Linked DNA regions of Homo sapiens: region 1 is linked to region 2. The links are chromatin contacts, found by POLR2A ChIA-PET in ENCODE. All regions are on one chromosome and are shown on one strand. Each heading gives the region's core, a stretch centred on a gene start or an enhancer-like site at or near the end of the contact. The rest is flanking DNA. Distances are from core to core; before and after follow the strand shown. Region 1 has its middle 18 kb from the start of GNA13. Region 2 holds the start of CSHL1 (chorionic somatomammotropin hormone like 1).

The links. ChIA-PET counts read pairs that join two places held with the same protein, here RNA polymerase II (POLR2A).
Region 1: POLR2A ChIA-PET joins it to region 2 with 13 read pairs in naive thymus-derived CD4-positive, alpha-beta T cell. The contact joins the enhancer-like site here to the promoter of CSHL1 in region 2. POLR2A ChIA-PET finds 5 or more read pairs at or near these places in 2 of 52 experiments (CD8-positive, alpha-beta memory T cell and naive thymus-derived CD4-positive, alpha-beta T cell).

What each region holds. Positions count from the first base shown.
Region 1 is chr17:65,071,793-65,077,141 of GRCh38, forward strand. No RefSeq gene overlaps it. Among named protein-coding and RNA genes, the nearest start is that of GNA13, 18 kb to the left of the region's middle. Within about 2 kb of position 3,044, at least 19 of the 41 ENCODE cell types and tissues checked have a DNase peak (open chromatin) inside an H3K27ac peak, as active enhancers do.
Region 2 is chr17:63,909,831-63,915,056 of GRCh38, forward strand. It overlaps CSHL1 (chorionic somatomammotropin hormone like 1), which reads right to left and starts at 1,428. Exons shown (of 5, transcript NM_022579.3): 1 at 1,357-1,428; 2 at 915-1,094; 3 at 590-705; 4 at 332-496; 5 at 1-78. The coding sequence starts at 1,366. LOC112268204 (a long non-coding RNA gene) reads left to right here and starts at 2,090. Exons shown (of 3, transcript XR_002958148.2): 1 at 2,090-2,429.

The sequences.
Region 1 (5,349 bases), core at 1,794-4,293, 1.2 Mb after region 2:
AAGTAGATTCACAAAACCAAGCTGCTCCAAATGTAGTCATACAATTTCTAGTCAGAGTTAAGTATCAGTCTTAAAATTAATTAAAATTAAATAAAAATTCCAATTAGTGACACTAGCCACATTTCAAGTGTTCAGTAGTTACCTGGAGCTAGCAGTTATTTCCTGGGCTAGTCCATGGGAAGTGGGCAGGAGCCTTGAATGATTGGATATGAGGAAAGGAGTAGGGAAAGGCAGATGGAATAGCCTGAGAGCCGGCATGCAGCTGGCGTGAGCCTGGGACAGTGTGGAAGCCAGTTTGATTAGGACCAACAAGCTGAGGCTGATGAGTCAGGGTAGAGTCAAATTGGGAAGGGTTTGGACTTCAGGTTATGAGGTTAGCATTTTGTTCTGTTGTTAAACAGTAACCCCTGGAATATTTCTTTTCTTTTCTTTTTTTTTTTTTTGAGATAGAGATCTATCACCCAGGCTGGAGGGCAGTGGTGCCATCTTGGCTTACTGCAACCTCTGCCTCCTGGGTTCAAGCGATTCTCCTGCCTCAGCTTCCCGAGTCGCTGGGATACAGGCGCGCACCACCACGCCTGGATAATTTTTATATTTTTAGTAGAGACAGGGTTTCCCCATGTTGGCCAGGCTGGTCTCAAACTCCTGACCTCAAGTGATCTGCCTGCCTCGGCTTCCCAAAGTGCTGGGATTACAGGCATAAGCCACTGTGCCCAGCCAACAGGAATATTTCTGAGCAAGGGGCAGGCAATGTGAGCACTGTTTTAGGTTAACTGTCTGGCACCAGTGCCCGTGAGGGGATGGAGAAAACAGACACCATCCAGTGAGATCAGGTTGGAGATGGCTGCAGTGATTCAGGTATGGGGTTAAAGCACCTAGCTAGCATGTGAGCCAATAGAACCATTCAGAGGCTTTACAAAGCCATACTCCAAAGGACTTAGAAACCAGCCAGGCTATTTAGAGATAGCTCTTTAGAGGAAAGAGGCAGAGAGGGCAGGAAGCTTGGGGCCTACGTGCCTGGGAGACTGGGTGGACACTGAAAAGTTCAAGGAACCAGGGTGATTCTGTTGGTTAGGACATGACTCCCTAAGACAGATAACTGAACCCAGACCCTGGAATCTGTATTTTTTAATTGATTTTTAAAACGTAAATGTAAAATGTGTAACACCCACCCCACCCTCTGAATCACAGTGACCCTGGACTTTGCCCTGAGTCTCTGAGATTGTTCAGAGACACTCCTTTGTTCTAGGGAACTCTTTGAGGTGCTGGGTCCAAACGGGATTCGAATTAAAGGCGCTTCAAACTCAGAAGTGAGAGAAAAAGGAAGGCTAGGCAGCAACCCCTGGGCTCTCTGGCTTGCTGTTTCTTACCCCGACATCTTCCCTGGGAAATGCATTACTTCTAATGTGAATTTAGGTTTTGCTGTGCCTTATGGAGGAGGCTCCGCTGGGGAAATTGCTCCTCCTCTTCCCCTCAGCTTCCCTAATCTTCCACTCCCCTGAGTCTCTGCAAAGTCCAGTCACCACACGCAGACAGACCAGGTCAAAAGCAAGCCTCTTGGGACTCAGACAGGCTGCGGGCACTCAGCGACTGACCCATGGACTGCGCTTTCTGTTATGTAAAACAAGCCCAACGCTGCATTGTTCAGACATATGAGGAGTGCCCACCCTGGGTTGGGTACTGGGCTAGATGCTGGGAGTAAGAGTTTATGGGGTGATCACAGTCAACCTGGGCGAGGCAAATGTGTCACCCAGCTCCTACAGTGCTAAGTCCTCTGTGCCATGATGGGGGCAGGGACAGCTGCCCAGGACTCTGACAGTAAGAACTAGCCTGGAGCTTGGCATGAGTTTCAAAAGAAGAGGAAGAGGCTGGGCACGGTGGCTCATGCCTGTAATCCCAGCACTTTGGGAGGCCAAGGAGGGTGGATCACCTGAGGTCAGGAGTTGGAGACCAACCAACTCCTGGCCAACATGGCAAAACCCCATCTCTACTAAAAATACAAAAATTAGCTGGGCATGGTGGCTTGCGCCTGTAGTCCAGCTACTTGGGAGGCCGAGGATCCCTGGAACCTGGGAGGCAGCCAAGATCGGGCCATTGCATTCCAGCCTAGGCAACAGAGGGGAAGGAGGGCGTTCTGGGCTGGGGAACCATATGGGGTAAAGACACAGATGTGGAATAATAATGCAACCATAATAGGATGATGATGGCGCTTGTTGTCTGCTGAGCTCTTGTTGCATGCTGGGCACTGTTCAAGGGGTTCTCATCTATTAGCCTTCTCATTGCTCAGAGGGAAAAACTGAAGCTCTGAGCAGTAAAATGCACTTGTCCAAGGTCATACTCAAGGAATGGTGCACATTCAAACCCATAAAAGCCTGACTCATGTCCACTTCTTTTTTTTTTTTTTTTTTTTTGAGACAGAGTTTCGCTCTGTCACCCAGGCTGGAGTGCAGTGGCGCGATCTCAGCTCACTGCAAGCTCTGCCTCCCGGGTTAACACCATTCTCCTGCCTCAGCCTCCCGAGTAGCTGGGACTACAGGTGCCTACCACCACGCCCGGCTAATTTTTTGTATTTTTGGTAGACACGGGGTTTCACTGTGTTAGCCAGGATGGTCTTGATCTCCTGACCTCGTGATCTGCCCGCCTTGGCCTCCCAAAGTGCTGGGATTACAGGCGTGAGCCACCGTGCCTGGCCTCATGTCTACTTCTTTAAGCAGCGCAGATCTGCAAACCACTGAGCAGCCTATTGGGAGTACTGGGGAACCCCACACTGGTCTACAAAAACTAGGTTTTATTATGGTTTTGATGAGTGGACCAAAGTCATGAAGCAGGGGTGTCATGAGGTACTTCCTATTTCTCATTGGAATAAACTGGAAGAATTGAACAGGTAATTCTGTGCAGGACGTGAAAGGGATACTTAAGCTATTGTCATGGCTCTGCTCAGCCTGCAATATGGAGCCAGCAGTGTGCAGGCAGCCCCCGCCCCTCTCCCCCAGCCCCCAGCATGTCCCAGCAGCTTAGAGCCCCCTGGCTGGGTGGGTCTGGGCAGGCGCTTCCTCCCGGAGCTGGCTGGGCACCGCTCCCAGACCCAGGCTTTTCTAGGTCAGGCAGTTCTATCTTCAGGCTGGCCCGAGGATACGGTTTGTGTAAACTGCAGACATTGCTGGCGTGCTGTGTAAACACAGACTATCTCCCACTGCAGCTTTTCCTTTGGGGAGGCTCCCCCTCCAGTTGGGATACTGGATTCCAACTTCTTATCAACTTGTGTTTCCTATTCTGATATAAGGAAGCTATTAAAGTCCCTTTCCTGGTATTGCCTTGACCCCATCAGGACTTAACTTGTGTGGAAGCAGATGTCCTTTAGAGAAGTTTTTCACACACCCCCGCCCCCCCCATCCATTACCCAGCCTCAAATTCTCCACTTTAAACAAACCTGCAGGAATTTGTTTTCAAAGCCTTAGGCCCCGAACATTTACTTTCTACTCCAGCTAGTTAAAATGTGTTTTCTTGGCTTTTTGGGCCCTCCTTGATGGGTCCGCTGCTTCTTTCAGCTTCTTTCATCTTATGTCTTTTTTTTTTTTTTTTTTTTTTTGTGAGACAAGAGTCTTGCTCTGTCCGCTAGGCTGGAGTTCAGTGGCGCGATCTCAGCTCACTGCAACCTCTGCCTCCCGGGTTCAAATGATTCTTCTGCCTTAGCCTCCTGAGTAGCTGGAATTATGGGAGTGTGCCGCCATGCCAGGCTAATTTTTGTATTTGTATTTGTATTTGTATTTGTATTTGTATTTTATTTTATTTTATTTTATTTTATTTTATTTTATTTTATTTTAGTAGAGACAGGGTTTTATCATGGTAGCCAGGCTGGTCTCAATTTCCTGACCTCAAGTGATCCGCCCGCCTCAGCCTCCCAAATTGCTGGGATTATGGGTGTGAGCCAACGCGCCTGGCCTCATCTTCATTATTTCTAAACTTTTTATGCTTTTCAATGTCAGTCTACTCTTCACTGCCCCTAAATAAGGCCTTGCTCGACTCTTTTTAAACATTTCCTCATATTTCCCTGCTTCCTTCTTGCCCTTCTGACTGTGACAGTCCTGTCCTCCATCCTCCTTTCTTTCCAAGTTTTGCTGACGGGAGGAATATGAAGAAAAAGAAATGAGGAAAGACATTCCTTCAAGATCTAGCTTATAGACCGGATAATAATCTGAACATGCCCTGAGCCCTCTAATGTTCATTTTTCTCCCTTTCATCTGAACTCCTGTGGAGCTCATGGTCTCTATACACAATTTAGTACTAGCAGTAGCCGGCCTCCAGGGTAGCCCCAATGTGACTCTATGCCTGGTATTCATGCATACAGGTCTGGTGGCATGCACCTGTAGTCCCAGCTGCTTGGGAGGCTGAGGCAGGAGGATTGCTTGAGTCCTGGAGTTCTGGGCTGTAGTGCACTATGCCAACTGGACGTCTGCACCAAGTTCAGTATCAATAAGATGGCCTCCCAGGAGCAAGGGACCACCAGGTTTCCTAAGGGCTTAATAATAAGTGCCCTGGCCAGGCGCAGTGGCTTACGCCTGTAATCCCAGCACTTTGGGAGACAGAGGCGTGCACATCACTTGAGGTCAGGAGTTCGAGACCAGTTTGGCCAACATGGTGAAATCCTGTCTCTACTAAAAATACAAAAATTAGCCAAGTGTGGTGGTGCACGCCTGTGATCCCAGCTACTCGGGAGGCTGAGGCATGAGATTTGCTTGAACCCAGGAGGCAGAGGTTGCGGTGATCTGAGGTCATGCCATTGCACTCCAGCCTGGGCAACGAGAGTGACACTCTGTCTCAAAATAATAATAATAATAATAATAATAATAATAATAATAATAATAATAATGTTCCCAATAAGGTCTCAATAGATGCCTGATGGTCAGGTGCATCCCCTAGCTCAGTACTGTCATTTAACAGGTTGAATGATAGTGCCATTGTGGCACTTTTCACATGGAAAGATCTTAGAAGTTTTTTCCTGGCACAAGCAGAACTGCTGCCACACAGAGGCCCAGACAACGACACTGCATGAATAAATGTATTTTTTTAGCTAGAGCCATGAGGAATCGTATCCTGATGGGTTTACCCAAACAGGCTGCTACCAAATGTGAGGCTGGGGTTGGGCCACAGGATTTGACTTGTGGTCACTCATGTTCCTTGATCCTCTACGCTCCTATCCTGCCCATTCTGGGGTGCTCAGCTCTCACCATGGACCTGGGGACATTAAAAGTCCCTTCCCTTTATTAGTCAGACACCTGCAAAAACCTCTGGCATCTATTTCACTTAACAGCACAATCAGTCATGTTCCACGTAAACATCAGCTCATTT
Region 2 (5,226 bases), core at 178-2,677:
GTTGTGCGAGTTTGTGTCAAACTTGCTGTAGGTCTGCTTGAGGGTCTGCCCAGTCAGGTGGCTGCCGTCTTCCAGCCTCTGCAAAGTGAAGCAAGAGAAGGAGAGACCAAGCGCTTGGGCACTGTTCCCTCCCTCTCTCATTTATCCATTTTCCTCCTTCCCCTTCAGGGTGTAGAGAAAGGCCTGGAGGATTCACGAGGGGAAATGAAGAATAAGGTGAGTTCTCTTGGGTCAGCGCCTGACTGCTGAAAAGAGGGCAGCAGTGTTTCTCTCCCCCAGCCCTCGAAGCCAGTGGGCTTCCAGGATTGGGGACCCCTGGTGCCACCCTCACCCCCATCAGCATTTGGATGCCTTCCTCTAGGTCCTTTAGGAGGTGATAGTCATCGCTGTCCGAGGTGTCATACACCAGGTTGTTGGTGAAGGTACTCCTGAGGAACCGCACGGGCTCCAGCCGCGACTCGATGAGCAGCAGGGAGATGTGGAGCAGCTCTAAGTTCTGCAGGGGAAGGACCGGCAGTGGCTGTGCTGCCCGGGGGCTCTGACCACAGGTCTCCCCCATCCCCGCCTAGGGGAGACAGCATCCACTCACGGATTTCTGCTGCGTTTCCTCCATGTTGGAGGATGTCGGAATAGAGTCTGAGAAGCAGAAGGAGGTCTGGGAGTCATGCAGGAATGAATACTTCTGTTCCTTTGTGATATAGGCTTCTTCCTAGGGGAAGGACCCCCCACCAAGAAGGACCACTGCTTTCTATGCTGGAGACCAGCTCCCACTGTTACTCTTCTGGGAACCTGGCTCAGCCTATGCTCATCTGCCTGCATTTTCGCTTCAGAAAACAACCCTGAGCTCCTTAGTCTCCTCCCATTACTTCCCCAGTGGGGGAAAGTCACCCCTTCTTGCCACCCCTGACCCGCACCCATTCCCCAAGAGCTTATAAACTCCTGGTAGGTGTCAATGGCCAGCTGGTGTGCGCGATGGGCTTGGAGCATAGCCTCTTTAAAAAGCCTGGATAAGGGAACGGTTTGGACGGCACCAGCCTCTTGAAGCCAGGGCAGGCAGAGCAGGGCAAAAGCCAGGAGCAGGGACGTCCGGGAGCCTGGGGAGAAACCGGAGGGCAAGAAGGGAGCCGCAGAGCAAGAGGCCAGCACTCTCCCTGTTCCAGGAGCTGTTTTCTTTTTCTCTCTCTCCATCCCTCCAGGGACCAGGAACATTCAGAGATTGGCCAAATATCTGGCCTTAGATGGCGATATTCACATTCAGAAGCCCCAAACCTGAGGTTAGTGCCCCCGTCCCATCTGCAGGGCGCCGCCTCTCCCCTCAGGACACGTTGTGCCCAAAGGGATTTTAGGGGCGCTTACCTGCAGCCATTGCCGCTAGGTGAGCTGTCCACAGGACCCTGAGTGGTGCGGGGAGTCGGGCCTTGGGATGCTGGAGCTGGTCTCTTGTGGGCCCTTTTTATACCCTGGCCCCTTCTCTCTCGCTGTTGCCCCCACCTGTTTCTGTGCACATTTATGCATGGGGCCACTGACGGGCTTGTGCTAATGGATAATTTGGAAGCTCCTCCCACACATGCTGGCATCATGTCCCCTGGCTTGTCATCTTTCCCTTCCCACCGTCACCAGCGTTGTGAGGGTTGTGCACAGAGTGTCAACCACAGACACCACCCAACTTGTCCTCTCTTTAAGGTTCAGGTGGGTGCCCTCTGGCAGCAGGCCATGGTGGCCAACCTGAATGCGGAGAAGGATGTCAGGATAGCCAGTCCTTGAGACCCCTATCGACCACATCCCACTCTCTATCCTATTCCTTTCCTCCTCCCCGCATGTTTAACCTCCACCCACCAGACAGAATGTGTGTGTTGGGAAAAGGGGCCAAGCACAGCCAATAGATTGTGGGGGTTGTGAGCATGATTCAGTCCTGAATTCCACTTCTGCTGACGACTCCTGGGCCCACCTGAGTCAGCTGGATGCAGTGCTAACACTGACCACTAGAGGGAACCAACCCCACACTTTGATCTCCCCTTTCCCTGAGCCTTGGGGCGGGGCGGAGGGAGGGGGTTGGGTGGGGGGCTCCCCCAGGTCACTGGGGACGAAGAACTCAGACTCTCAAGGTATTGCCCCAGCTCCCTGGACCTGCAGCAGAGACACAAACCAAGAAACCGAAATCCCGGGAACAGACACGGACCACAAGCGCTTCCTCCCATAGCCCTGAAACCATCAGAGAATCTCAAAGTTGGAAGAGCTCTTGAAGATTTGAATCTCTTCCCCAGCTTTGGAACTCAAAACACATCACGCCGAAAGATGCCCTATCCATCCATGGAAGCCCGTCCTCTTTTTTCTCCTCCTCCTTTCCACACCTGTATAGAGCCTATCCAGTTGCGAAGGGCCTGCCTGTGCATTCTCACGTCTGACCTGCCACTTGTCTTGTGTAGGAGGTATGATTATCATCCCATTTCACATATCAGGAGACTGAGGCTCAGAGAGACTGATTGCATGAGCTACCTCAGCCAGGGCAGCAGATCTCCACAGCCTTGCTCTTCCCACTTTGTGTCATTTAAAGTCCTTTCTCCAGGCCGGGCACGGTGGCTCATGCCTGTAATCCCAGCACTTTGGGAGGCTGAGGTGGGTGGATCACTTGAGGTCAGGAGTTCAAGGCCAGACTAGCCAACATGGCAAAACACCAACTCTCTAGAAATACAAAAGTAGCTGTGTGTGGTGGCGCAAGCCTGTAATCCCAGTTACTCCGGAGGGTGAGGTGGTAGAATCACTTGAATCCAGGAGGCAGAGGTTGCTGTGAGCCAAGATCGCGCCACTGCACTCCAGCCTGGGCGACAGAGTGTGACTCCATTTCAACAACCACAACAACAAGAAAAAAGTCCTTTCTCCAGAACAGGTAGTGTGGTGTTACTCAGTTATTTAGTTATTTTAGTTTCTTTCTTTCTTTCTTTCTTTCTTTCTTTCTTTCTTTCTTTCTTTCTTTCTTTCTTTCTTTCTTTCTTTCTTTCTCTTTCTTTCTTTTTCTTTTTCTTTCCTTCCTCCTTTCCTTTTCTTTCTTTCTTTCTTTCTCTTTCTTTCTTTCTTTCTTTCCTTCCTCTTTGTCTCTCTCTCTCTCTTTCTTTCTTTTTTTTCAGTTGGAGTCTCATTCTGTCACCCAGGCTGGAGTGCAGTGGCATGATGTTGCCTCACAGCAACCTCCACCTCCTGGGTTCAAGTGATTCTCCTGCCTCACCCTGTTTAGTAGCTGGGATTACAGTCGCCCGCCACCACGCCAGGCTAAATTTTGTACTTTTTTAGTAGAGACGGGGTTTCACTATGTTGGCCAGGCTGGTCTCGAACTCTTGACTTTAGGGGATCCACCCTCCCTGGCCTCTCTAAGTACTTAGATTACTGGCGTGAGTCACCGCCCCCAACCCAGTTATTTCAGCTTCTAAATCCCTCTGAGTGCAGGGATCCTGCCCCCAACACAGGGGCCCTTTGCCTCATTTTGTCTTTCCATAAGGGGCAGATTGTTCTTTCTCAATTCCCAGGTGAGAATGGCCCAGTGGCATGGGGTGCCTTGTGGAAACCTCACAGCAGGACAAGGCTGAGGCGGAGAAGGCCAGGACTGAGCCTCCTGTCTCCTGGTGCCCAGGGTTGGGGCTATTTCCATACCATCTGGAAGTCACAAGCATCAGATGCCCCCAGGGATAAGAGCAGGAAAGACCACCCTCTCCAGTGGTGAAATCTTCCCCCACCCTGAGTTTAAGAGCATGTAGCACTTGACACTGTAGAAACACAAGCAAGCAAACAAGCAAATGCTTCTAGAAGTGATTGGCTGTGGTGTTGGCAACCAACATTGAACACCCACACCCCTGTGGCCTAGGATGTGAATGCTGGGGCCCTGCCATCTCCCTACTTTCAGAGGGGAAGACAGAGCTCCTTTTTCTGCCGTCACTCCTGAAGCATTACCGGACCAGCACCCCAGACTCATCACCTGCTGGGAGGGCACTGTGCTGTGAGCTGTTCTCCAGGCAGGCCTGTGTGAGGATCCAAGAGGGGTGTCATCGATGATACCAGCTCCGAAAAATATGGGGCCAAGGGAGGGTGGAGTCACCACTTTCCCCTGCTCCTTCCAGCACCAGCAAAGAGGAGGAGCCAGGTGCGAATGGAAGAGGGTCCCTGAGCTCCAAGTAGAAGAAGGTCCCTGCCTCCCCCACCATCCTTCCTCCAATGTCAGCTGGGACAGGGAGCCCCCATGACAGGGCCTTTTAGCCAGTGCTGGGGACTTAGATGTGGATTTTCGGCCATGGAAGAAGTCTCCAGCCTCCTTTAGGAATGAGGGTGGCAGGGGCCCTAGTTGGGGACCACTGCATAACTCCGCAGGTGGGCACAGGGGTGGCGAGGCTCCCCAGACAGGTTACTGCCAGGAACACGTGGGACCAGCCAGGGCAGGGGAGTGTCTCCTCTCACCTCTCCACTTCTGTTGACCCCAGAATTATGGTGACTCAGAGGACTCTAGGGACCCCTGGGGAAACACCTTTATAAGGGGTTACCATGGCAGCCATGGACCAGAGGGAAGAACTGAGGCCCTCAGGTGTGGGTAGAAGTCGATGATCGTTTTCTCTAGTCTAGATCTTCCCAGAGCCTTGAGCAATGGAGACCATGTCTATCATTCATTGCTGGTAAAAAATCAACTTTGCATTAGACTTGGGATTCTCCTAACAGTACTGGGAAGTTGCCCACTGTTGGGGCATCACTTGGGTCCAGATCCTTGGCTCCTGCAGGCTGAGAGACTACTCAGGGAGAGCCTCCACATGGCCAGTGGGGAGAGGCTGGGCTTCGCGCCTCTGGCGTCAGCTTCAAAAGGCTCAGAATAGGCCGGGCGCAGTGGCTCATGCCTGTAATCCCACCACTTTGGGAGGCCAGGGTGGGTGGATCATGAGGTCAGGAGTTCAAGACCAACCTGGTCAAGATGGTGAAATCCCGTCTCTACTAGAAATAGAAAAATTAGCTGCGCATGGTGGTAGGTGCCTGTAATCCCAGCTACTCAGGTGGCTGTGGCAGGGAATTGCTTGAACCCGGGAGGTGGAGGTTGTAGCGAGCTGAGATCATGCCACTGCACTCCTGCCTGGGCAACAGAGCGAGACTCTGTATCAAGAAAAACAAAAAAAAACTCTACGTAATCTCACAATCATCTTGGTTCTTTTAAAGAACCTGCCTTTATAATTTAGGATCCATGAATTTCTCTGTGTG